Regions from separate parts of the Homo sapiens genome. Here region 2 is linked to region 1. Evidence: chromatin loops called from intact Hi-C (ENCODE). Cell type or tissue: heart left ventricle. All regions are shown on one strand. Links, peaks and the distances in the headings refer to the core of each region. The heading gives the core; the rest is flanking DNA.

Region 1 (5,383 bases), core at 314-5,313:
TTCCATGTGCTGGCCCCCACTGGCACCTACTGCTGCTTTATCTACCTCCTTCTTCTACCTTGTACCTCCGCGGCAGCTGCTGGGAGCTAGGACTATGCTGGGCTAGGCCTGTACTGGTGCTGGATGGGGGAAGGAGTGGAGTCCCCAACATTAGCAGTGCCACCTGGTGTCTTGCAAATGTGAACACCTACACATAGAAGAAGAGAGATTGTGAGTTTGAATGTACCAAAGTGTTTGGGTGACTGTGAGCAAATGAAGTGAGCAAGAAAGGAAGAGTGAAAGAGAAGAGGAGGGTGACCACATGAAAAAGGGTGTGTGCATGAGGGAGAAGAAAAATACATGTGTGCACATGTGCACAGGGGTGGGGAAGGCAGTGGGGTAGACACTCACTGCCCCCACAGTACCGGGGAGCTGGGCATGACTGAGAGCCTGAGAAGAGGACAGAGAATGGAGAGGGAGAAAAGGAGTCTGCCTAGTCATTTTCAAGAGTGTGCGTGAAGAAGGGGTACAGTAGTGGGAGAAAGAGAAAGACACCTAAGGAGGGAATGAGAGAGCAAGCACATCACCAGGAAGCATGCAGAGTGGAAGCCGCGGGATGGAGGGATGGAGCTGAGAGAGGTGAGTGTGCAAGAGGAAGGCATGCAGGTGTGTGAGCCTGGAGGTGTGCGTCCGCCCCTGCAGGGCTGTGTGAGACAGAGGCAGGCCACGTGCCCGGGTGACTGTGCGTGGGAACATGCATGTGCATCGGGGAGCATGTGGCTATGACAAGTGAGCACAAACACGAGTGTGCGAGAGCACATGTGGGGGGTGTCCCAGGGGCTGTGAGGCAGCATGCCTGGCTCTGGGGCATTGGGGGGAGCTCCCAGGGAGTGTTGGTGATGCTGAGGACGTTTCCACCAAGAAAGCTCTGATGGGACTGTATGACCTGTCCTGTGTTGGCTCAGATCTGGGTGATCGTGGTGGCTCGGAGTGTTGGCCATGTTGCCCCCATCTGAAGGTGGGTGTGGGAACGAATGAGCCACCAGGCATGGCTGGCCCTCACTCTGCCTCGCCTCTGGGTAAGACAGAGAGTGGAAAGAGTACTTGAGGGCTGGATTTTTATACCATCATTATGCAATTGCCTGCAGTGCTCATGGGCTCCTTCTAAAGGCCTAACACTCCAACTCTCTTGGCCTACAAACTCCCATTTCCTTTTATGTCCAAGTTGCAGTACAGGTCAGTGTCCTTGACAAACATTTGTGGAAGTCTACTCTACACCAGGCTCTGGTGTAGAGTAGATTTCCACAAATTCAATGTGAATTTACCCTATTCACAATGTCAAACCATTCCCCAGTTCTTTCCCATCCCCCTCTTCATGGCTTTAATTGTCTTCATAGCACTTACTACTATTAACCATACTATGTGGCATGACTTACTTATTTTATTTGTTGTCTATTTTTCCTTAATAGCAAATGTCTGTACAGCATTTGCTATATGCCAGGCACTGTTCTAAGCTTTCTGTTAATTCACTGAATCCTCTAACAACTCTGCACAGCAGTGAATATTGTTCTTGCTATATTGTGAATGGGGGGTCCAGAAAGATTCAGTAGCTTGTCCATGATCATCTACTGGTAAGTGGTGGGGCCAAGCTGAGGTCCAGAGTCCCTGTTCTTGACTAGCACATAATACTGTCCTGGGAGGGTGGGAACTGTTTTCAGTTTGGATTTCTGTTCAATCTCTAGTGCTTACAACAGTGCCCAGCACATGTAGGTGCTCAATCAGTAGTGACAGAATGAAGAAATGAGTGAATACATGCTGGACATGGAGGATGCAGAAATGAAACAGAGAGGTCCTTGCCTTCAGAGAGCTCATGACCCCATGGAGGAGGCAAATAATTACTGCAATCCCCTATCAGGACAGCATCGTGGGAGTCTAGAGGGTCACACAACTTGCTCGGCCTCTGCAAGCAGGACTTCCCAGAGGAAGGACACAGATAGGGACAGGCACAGGGACGTTGTCTACCTCCTCCAAACTCCTGTCTGGAACAAACGCACCTAAACTCTTTCTGCCTCAGTCCACAGGGTGCCAGAAGATGACAGTGGCTCCATGGGGACAACAGAGGCAGAACAAGGTAGCGGTGACGACACGGGCTACTGAGAGAGACTGCCTGGAGTGAATCCTCCCTCTACCAGCTAAGTGACCTTGGACAGACTGCCTAAGCTCCCTGGGCCTTGGTCCTCTCATCTGTAAGAAGGGGTAGCAAATGACACTGATTTCCTAGGATATTCCATGACCAAAACTCTTCTATTCTACACTGGTTGCTTGCTTTTGGGGAGAAATGGGAGAGAACATTGGGATTTAACCTATTATGCTTATTACTGCAGCCTCTCTGCTGCGGCTTCATCCCATTTTGCAGAAGCAGCTCAGAGCTGAAGTTGTCCATGAACTTTCCTTAGGGAAGGGACTATGTCTGTTTTATTTACCTCTATATATCTAGCACCTAGTACCTGAGACCTAGTAGGTGCTCAATAAGTACTTGAGTGAATGACTGAGTGGTTACATTTATTTATTCCCCCAGGACACTTGTGAGGATAAATATTCATATTGCTATTGTTTCTGCTCACAGATGAGGGACTGGAGCTCCAGCAAGGTTAAGTGACTTGTGCATAAACACACAGCCTGAAGCAGAACAGGCGGACTCAAACGCCAAATCCCATGCTCTTTCTTCCTCCACACCGTGCTACTCTCTGGACTCCTATTCATCCTGTCCTATTTTCTGCAGATTTCTTCTAGTCAGTGGTGCCATCCCTGATTGTAGAGTCATCTCCGAATTCTATGACTCATATCTGAATCACAGAACTGTTTAATAGTTGAAGGGGACTTCTGATGTCATCTGGACCTCCCATCCATTGTGGAAATTTCCTCTCCATTGTCTATCTATCTAGTACTTGAATGCCTCCTGTGACGGAACACGCATTTCTTCCTCTGGAATTATTGAGTTCTATGACTGGACCACTTTTAGAGTCAGAGAGTTCTGCGTCTATGGGCCAAAGGCCTGTTTTTAATTTCAATGCCTTGGGCTTACGTCATCCTAAGATACACAGAATAGATCTGCTGCCCCTTCCGCAAGACAGCCATTCAGATATTCAGGAAGTTCTCACATCTTTTCAGAGAATTCTCTTCTAGACAGACGGTCCCATCTTAGACCGTCTCAACAGGCTGTCCCAAGTGTTTTGAGCAATGGCACCCCCTACTGGTTAAGGTATGAACTGCATCAAAGGGCTTCCTCAGGAGCTGGGGCACTGAGTGTGGTGTGAATAAAATACCACTTATTTTGAAGAGTCATCGCTTTAGACTCATACCTGGTTGTTTCCAATGTCTATCTTAAAGAGTATCACGTGAAGACTCCATTCTAAGGTTCCTTGCCAATCATGAGGTCTCTGAAAAGCTACAGGTTTGGAATTTCAACGTTAGAGTTCAAAAGACTTGTCTTTGTTTTGTTTTGTTTTGTTTTGTTTTTTTGGAGACGGAGTCTTACTCTGTCGCCCAGGCTGGAGTGCAGTGGCGCGATCTCGGCTCACTGCAAGCTCTGCCCTCTGGGTTCACGCCATCCTCCTGCCTCAGCCTCCCAAGTAGCTGGGACTACAGGCGCCCGCCACCACGCCTGGCTAATTTTTTGTATTTTTAGTAGAGACGGAGTTTCACCATGTTAGCCAGGATGGTCTCGATCTCCTGACCTCGTGATCTGCCCGCCTTGGCCTCCCAAAGTGCTGGGATTACAGGCATGAGCCACCGCACCTGGCCCAAAAGACTTGTCTTCTAACAAAATGTTCAGAAGGAGAGATATGAAAATATATGCTATGTTACAGGATTATGGCGATTTTTCTTTTTTTATTTGTATTTATTTTCTAATATTTTGACAGTTAACCTTTTGTTATAAGAAGGAAAAGAACAATAAAAACTTATAAAAAAATGTAAAACTCTCCCCCCACCCCTTCTTTTTCTTCCTTCTGAGGCTGTTTATCATGGCGTGGGTCATGGGGCTACAACTGGGACGAGCTGCCACCCTGTGGGCAAGAGTGCCTTGGTAATATCTCCACGGTGGCTGCAATGGCTTGGCTCCCTGCAACTGTGGTCAACTGGACTCAAGCAGCACAGTTTCACCCTCAAGCCGGGCTTCTCAACAGGGAGGTCAGGTAGTTCTCCACATCCCCCACCCCATCCTTGGCTCATGCTGCCTTCAGGTTTTGCTTCCTACCCTTACCTCTTGAAGTCAGCCCAGCCCTGAATGGTCAGTGGTCATTCCCTAGGAGCCCTGTACTCCTCAGCTCTTCGTCCTTCTTTTCACTTCCTAGCACACCTTCAATTGCCTGCTCTTCCCTCCATGTGAGCCTAGAGCAGCTCCAAGTGATAACAGGTCAGAAGGCATCAGGGATTAGAAAAACAAGTCCCCATTTAAACGAAGAGCTATGGAGCAGCTGCATGGATATTCTTGCGCAAGTTCACAGCTAGCTAGGCTTTACTCCAGCCCCAGCTTCAGCCGGGGCATTGTCTCTCCATTCTGAGGTCTGGGAGGAGCTGGGTGCTGAGAAGACTCACCCGGTAGCCTCTCACTGCAGCACATGTCCAGGGCCCCTCCCTCGGAGTCATCAGCAGCGTGGTTCTCTCTCTCACTCCTGCAGCAGGATGGAAAAGGTAAGAATATGCTGTTGAGCCAGGATCAAGACAAAAACCCTGAGCAAAGATAAGAAGGCTCCCTCTCCTGTATTCTGTATCCCTTTGAATAACCCCACCCCATCAAAGGGACCTGAGGAAAATACCAGCCTGTTGAGGGGTCAAGCTGCAGAGGCAGGAGCAGAATTTTGCAGGTGTCTTCCTTGTGGAATCAGTGGCAGCAGTATCATCACAACCATCATCATCATCATCACCATCATCATCACCTCTACAGTAGGAGGATTTACTATACGCAAGCACTTTGCAAACTTTATCACATTAAATCCTCACCATGACCTCATGAATGAGGGATCATTAAACAGGCTCAGAGAGGTTAAGTAACTTGCCCAAGGTCACACAGCTCAATAGAATAGAGATGAGTTTGAAATTATGACCTAGGACTCCAGGCTCATGCTCTCGCTGTTGTGCCATTCTGTCTCCTAGTTCCAGTAGTTTTGAACCATGGGTGGACAAGAAGAGGGCTCTGAGTAACCCACAATCCTGTGTCCAGCTCTCCAAGATATGCAAGTCCCCTCTGCCCCAGGCAGTGAAAAGTGGTATGCAGAACTCTTCTCCAGAATAGCTAGAAAAAGTAGTTACATACATGTTTTGTATAGTCTAAATGTTTCCTTCCTGAAATCAGAGAACCCTCTTTCTAGCCTATTAGGGCACCTTATAGGAGAGTATGGGG
Region 2 (5,383 bases), core at 167-5,166, 770 kb before region 1:
AAGTGACTGACTGACATTGTGATTTAACAGAAAGAGAACAAATTCAGAGTCAAGTGACTCTGGCTTCTATTCCTGGATCTGCTAACTAGCTATTGACCTTGGACAAATCACTTCCTCTCTAAGACTTAGTTTCACCAGCTGAAAATTGGAAGGGAAGGCTGTTGGTCTAGAAGGGCAGACAATATGACTGATGACACTGGTAACAAGAATGACTGGCAGGTGACTGTGGCAAGCCAGAGAGTACGTGCCTATCTAAAAGGCATTCACATTCAAAAATATTTTGTAAATGAAAGCCATACAAAATGAGGCCATGGGCAATAATTTAGCCTATGGCTTGTCAATTTGTGACTCCTCAGCTTTTCCAACCCTTATAATCTAAGGATCTACAGCTGTACTACCCAATACAGTAGTTCACCACCTACATGTGGCTATTAAACACTTGAAATGTGGCTAGCCCAAACTGAGATACATTGTAAGTGAAATGCTACTCTCTCACACAATGGACTGCAAAGACTTAGTGCAAAAAAGAGTGTGGCTCCTTATAATTTGATATGGGTTACATGTTGAAATAATATTTTGGATATACTGGGTTAAGTAGATATATTATTAAAATTAATCCCACCTGTTTCTTTTTACTTTTTGAACTATGGCTCATATTATATTTCTATTAGCACTGTTCTAGAAGATAAATTAATCAAGGCTGGAAGATATTAAATTACTTTTCAGGATCACATGGCTAATAAGGAGTCAAATAGGGACTAGAAGCCAGGTCTTCTGCTTTCACTGCATTTTGTAGCTTCCCAATAAAACTTGATAGTATTGCTTGCCCTAGGGCAGTCTAGTATATTCCAAAAAACTGACAGAAAGTCAAACAGTATCATTAAGGGGCTTCAGACTAAGGTTCAGAAGTCTCCAGTTCAAGTTCCATCTGTTACCCGATCACTGTTTGACACTGGGCACATCACTTCACATTCTAGGTCTGTTTCCTCAACTCCAAAATGAGGGAGTATAAATCAGTGAAACCTTTTTGTCACTGGGGTGACCCTGCAACATTGACATTCTGCAGTTCTATGAAGTGAATTTGGTGTATTCCATTCCCAGAGAGAGGTCAACCTCCTGGACTTCATCAGGGTGTGCAAAGTATGAAGATCTCTTACAAGATAGCAAAGAAGCCCCCTCAGCAAAGTATCAATCCATTAAGTGGACTGCTGAGCTACAAAGATGCCACTGACGATGAAGCCTGTGTAAACAACTTCACTTATCTTAGTAGCTCTAAACCATCTTTTTGAAAGTCAAACTGTCTTCCAGATGAGGATCATTATGCTGTTGCCTCAGCAGGTAAAATTAAATTCTGCTGCAATGCCAAATAGTTATATAATCTACAACCACTCCAGAGAAAGTGTCTAAAGAGCATTGAACAAAATCCAATGTGTAACAGCTTGAACTAGATGAAGAAAGAGAGGGCTATTAATCTTTTTTTTTTTTGAGACGGAGTCTTGCTCTGTCACCCAGGCTGGAGTACAGTGGTGTGATCTCGGCTCACTGCAACCTCCGTCACCCGGGTTCATGCAATTCTCCTGCCTCAGCCTCCCAAGTAGCTGGGATTACAGGCACGTGCCACCACACCCAGCTAATTTTGAATTTTTTGGTAGAAATGGGGTTTCTACAAAAAAACTCCATTTTTTAGTAGACCAGTGGCCAGGCTGGTCTTGAACTCCTGACCTCAAGTATTCCATCTGCCTCAGCCTCCAAAGTGCTGGGATTACAGGTGTGAGCCACAGTGTCCAGCAGGGCTATTAATCTCCATAATCTTTAGCTCATTTTCAAAATATCAAAAACCATTTCACTTTGTGAATATATTAAAAATTACTAAATTGTATACTTTAAATGAAACTTAAGTTCTTTGTATACTTTAAAAGAAATTTAATTTCTTATATTTAAAATACATCTTAATTAAAATATTCAACATTTATATATAAATAACACCATAATAAAAGTGCCCTACATATGAAATAACAAATTTACTACCAACAAGAATTTTTAAGAAGTTGAAGTTGGCAAACAATTAGACAAGCTCTAGGTTTACATACCATCAGTCATTTCAAATTAATTAGAACAAAACAGAAACACCTCGTAGTCTACTTTTATTCTCAGAAAAGAATGCCTTCTCCATCCCTCATTGACTGTGGGGCACGAACACATCACTTCTCACCCTAAGGTCTCTAGTCCTTCTTCTGTAAAAGGAAGGGAGGAACTGGATACCCACTGGAGTCCCTTATAGTTGGCATTCATTTCAACTCAACACTTTTAACAAATATTAATATATAAATCTACCTAATGTGAGACACAAGTTAAAAGTAGGTGCTTTTTTATTAGATGTTTGTTTTAAATTCATTAAATGACAAATTATCTGCAGCTCAGAATTTGCAAAGCATTTAAACTTTCATATTATGGCTCCCGTGCTCTTGAAATAACAACTTCTCAGCTGGGCTGCATTGCAAATTTGATGTCGAAGAATGCATACCACCATTAATTTACATATATTATGGGCACACCTGAATTTCCACATAAAACACTAAGTACGGAAGTCCCTCCTCTTTGCTTAAAAAATAGAATACATTCAACTCTGTGAGAGGTCTTACCAAACAAAATATTATAAATCTCTCAGATGTATAGTCTCCAGTCTACCAGCAGGGGTCAGGGCAATGTGGGCCAAAGAGAAGGGATTACTGTCACTTTCAAGAAAATGCTGCATTGCCTTGGAAGGAAAAGTCACTAGACAGTTTATACTGTATTGGCTCGGTGTTTCAAATGGAAGGATGAATGCGCAGCCAAAGAGAGAGATATAGTGTAGGATAAAAAAACAGTTAAGACAGAAAAACAGATAGATCAAAGAGATGAAGTAGATAAATTAGAGAAACATATAACAATATAAAATATTTACAAAACTACATATCTAGAGTTAGATATATAGACACACAGATTAGATATTACAAAGATTAAAGATAAATAGATACATAGGTAAACAGAGTAGATAGATACACAAATGGAGACTGATAAATGGATTAGAAAGATATAGATGGATAAAACAGGTTACTTTGAGATTAGACAACTAGAGAGTATACACAGGTAGAGAGCTTAGACAGTTACAATACACACCAAAATAGATTAGATGGATAAGAGAGCAGCTTCTACCCTCATAATCGTAGGTATATCAGAAAACTACAAAGAATTCATAATTATATTACACTGTGTTATCCATATATGTTATATATAAATTTACTGTTGATTACATGATTTGACAACCACCATTACCCTGAGAGGAAGACATTATTATCCTTATTGTATAGTTAAGAAAGCAAACTCAGACGAAATGGAAGTGAGCCTATGTCTGCTATTCATGATTTATATGTATTATATTTAATTCTCGTAACTGCCCACAAAGTCTTTTACAGACAAGAAGATGGTCTCAGAAAGGAAAAGTAATTTGCCTAAGAGCATACCAGTGGTAGCATCAGAATTCTAGCTCCAAAGTCTATGACATTCCCTCTGTATTTCAATATCACCACTTCAGGCAGTCACATACAGAATCCTGAATGGCATGTTAAACCGTGAAAGAGCTGGTACCTACCTGTTAATGAAGCTGAGTGGTCTGAGCCAGCAAGAACACACATTGCTTTAGAATTCTCTAGACCTACAAAAGAAAAAATGTTCTTCTGAATTACATTTATAACAGAACAAACTGGGCAGAGAGGGGGCACTCAGCCAGTACCACCTGGGCGTGGGAGAGACTCAGCCAGTGCAGGCAGGCCTGAGTCAGCAGCACTGGCCAAGAAGATGGCTGGCATTGTAGGGAGCCTGGTAACATGCCAGGAGATTGAACAATCAAGTAAATACATTCAGGATAAAGGAGCCAGATTCATCACTATCAAAGAGGGGAGGAAAGGTATAGATATGAAAAGGGGAAAGGCTATAATCAACCGTGTAATATTGGATAGTAATTGGAAAAATCAGTGTAAATTCATGATTTCTAGTAGAGACAGATAAATAGACATAGGTGTGTGTATGTAAAAATGTGTGTGCATGTGTGTGTGTCTGTGTGTCTATTTCCTAACTCCAGCAGTTGAGTGGGTCTAGAGCAATGACATCTCATACACTCAGCTGTTATCAAACGCAGGCACTTAAATAACCCCAAGCCTCCTAAGAATACACAATCAGAACCAGATTCTGAACTGGGCTTCTTTCTCCAAATTCAGCACTTTTCCTTCCTTAATTACACTGCTAAAAGTGGAGCTAGCCTGTGATGACATGCAGTCTAGCATGCAGATAGACGCAGACTTATTCTGTAACTTTTTTTTCTGACACTTCTTTTTAATTAATAACTGTTGTAATAAAATGGCCCTCACACCTTCAAGTGTCCTCTGGAATGATAACAGGACAAAGCAGATGTTTTCACCCATGTTCACCAGAGAGGAAGTACTGGGCCCCTAATGGCCAGGTGAGGAGGGAACAGCCCGGGTTCCAGCTCCAGAACTTTTGGCAATGAGGTGAGAACGGGAGGACGAAAAGTGAAAGACTTTGAGGACTGGAAGCTGATGATCCATTCTAATGTCTCATCAGGGAACTCCCCCAAAACCAACTCTGAATGTAAGCTGTGCCCCACCCAAACAGATGCCAAACAGGTTGTTTAAATGAAATAAAATAAAAAACATTTTTTCCCTCTAATAACAGGTCCTGTGCTAAAATATAGAGCAAAATGACACACCGCTTCCACCCTTTAAAAGTTCATAATCTTCAGCATATGAGAAAACATACAGACAATTCATAATAACAGTATACTGTGCTATCCATGCATGTGAAGTTAATGCAGTGAACACTAGAAAAGAAAAGGTCTTTACTGAGAAAGGTGTATCTGAGCTAGGTCTAGCACTTTGGGAGGCCGAGACGGGTGGATGACGAGGTCAGGAGATCGAGACCATCCTGGTTAACACGGTGAAAACCCTGTCTCTACTAAAAATACAAAAAAATTAGCCAGGCGTGGTGGCAGGCGCCAGTAGTCCCAGCTACTCGGGAGGCTGAGGCAGGAGGATGGCGTGAACCCGGGAGGCGGACCTAGCAGTGAGCTGAGATCGCGCCACTGCACTCCAGCCTGGGCGACAGAGTGAGACTCTGTCTCAAAAAAAAAAAAAAAAAAAAAAAATTCTTAGAATTTTTCCCAGAGGGAACACAAAGGAAAAGGCATTTCGGGCAGAGGTAACAGTTTTCCCATAAGCACAGAGAAATGAGAAGGCAGGATATGCCTGGGGAGAAGTGAATACCTTGATGAAGAAGACAAAAATGTTTGAGAAGTCCAAGTTTACATTATACATGTTTCTAATGTCAT

The links. Peaks named below come from ENCODE experiments on the same cell type or tissue, not always from the same donor. Only the 100,000 strongest peaks of a DNase experiment are listed, where the experiment ranks them.
Region 2: it touches region 1 in a loop (5-fold over the local background); 5 of 110 quality-filtered maps call a loop at or near these places.

Annotation. Positions count from the first base shown.
Region 1 is chr11:18,761,229-18,766,611 of GRCh38, forward strand. It overlaps PTPN5 (protein tyrosine phosphatase non-receptor type 5), which reads right to left. Exons shown (of 15, transcript NM_006906.2): 3 at 4,579-4,655. Among named protein-coding and RNA genes, the nearest start is that of PTPN5, 28 kb to the right of the region's middle. RefSeq lists enhancers at 281-781, 782-1,282. In heart left ventricle, for the core only: a CTCF peak has its summit at 3,232 (motif pointing left); no DNase peak of the experiment used is centred there.
Region 2 is chr11:17,989,300-17,994,682 of GRCh38, forward strand. It overlaps SERGEF (secretion regulating guanine nucleotide exchange factor), which reads right to left. Exons shown (of 11, transcript NM_012139.4): 7 at 3,632-3,694. Among named protein-coding and RNA genes, the nearest start is that of SERGEF, 21 kb to the right of the region's middle. In heart left ventricle, for the core only: a CTCF peak has its summit at 2,687 (motif pointing right); no DNase peak of the experiment used is centred there.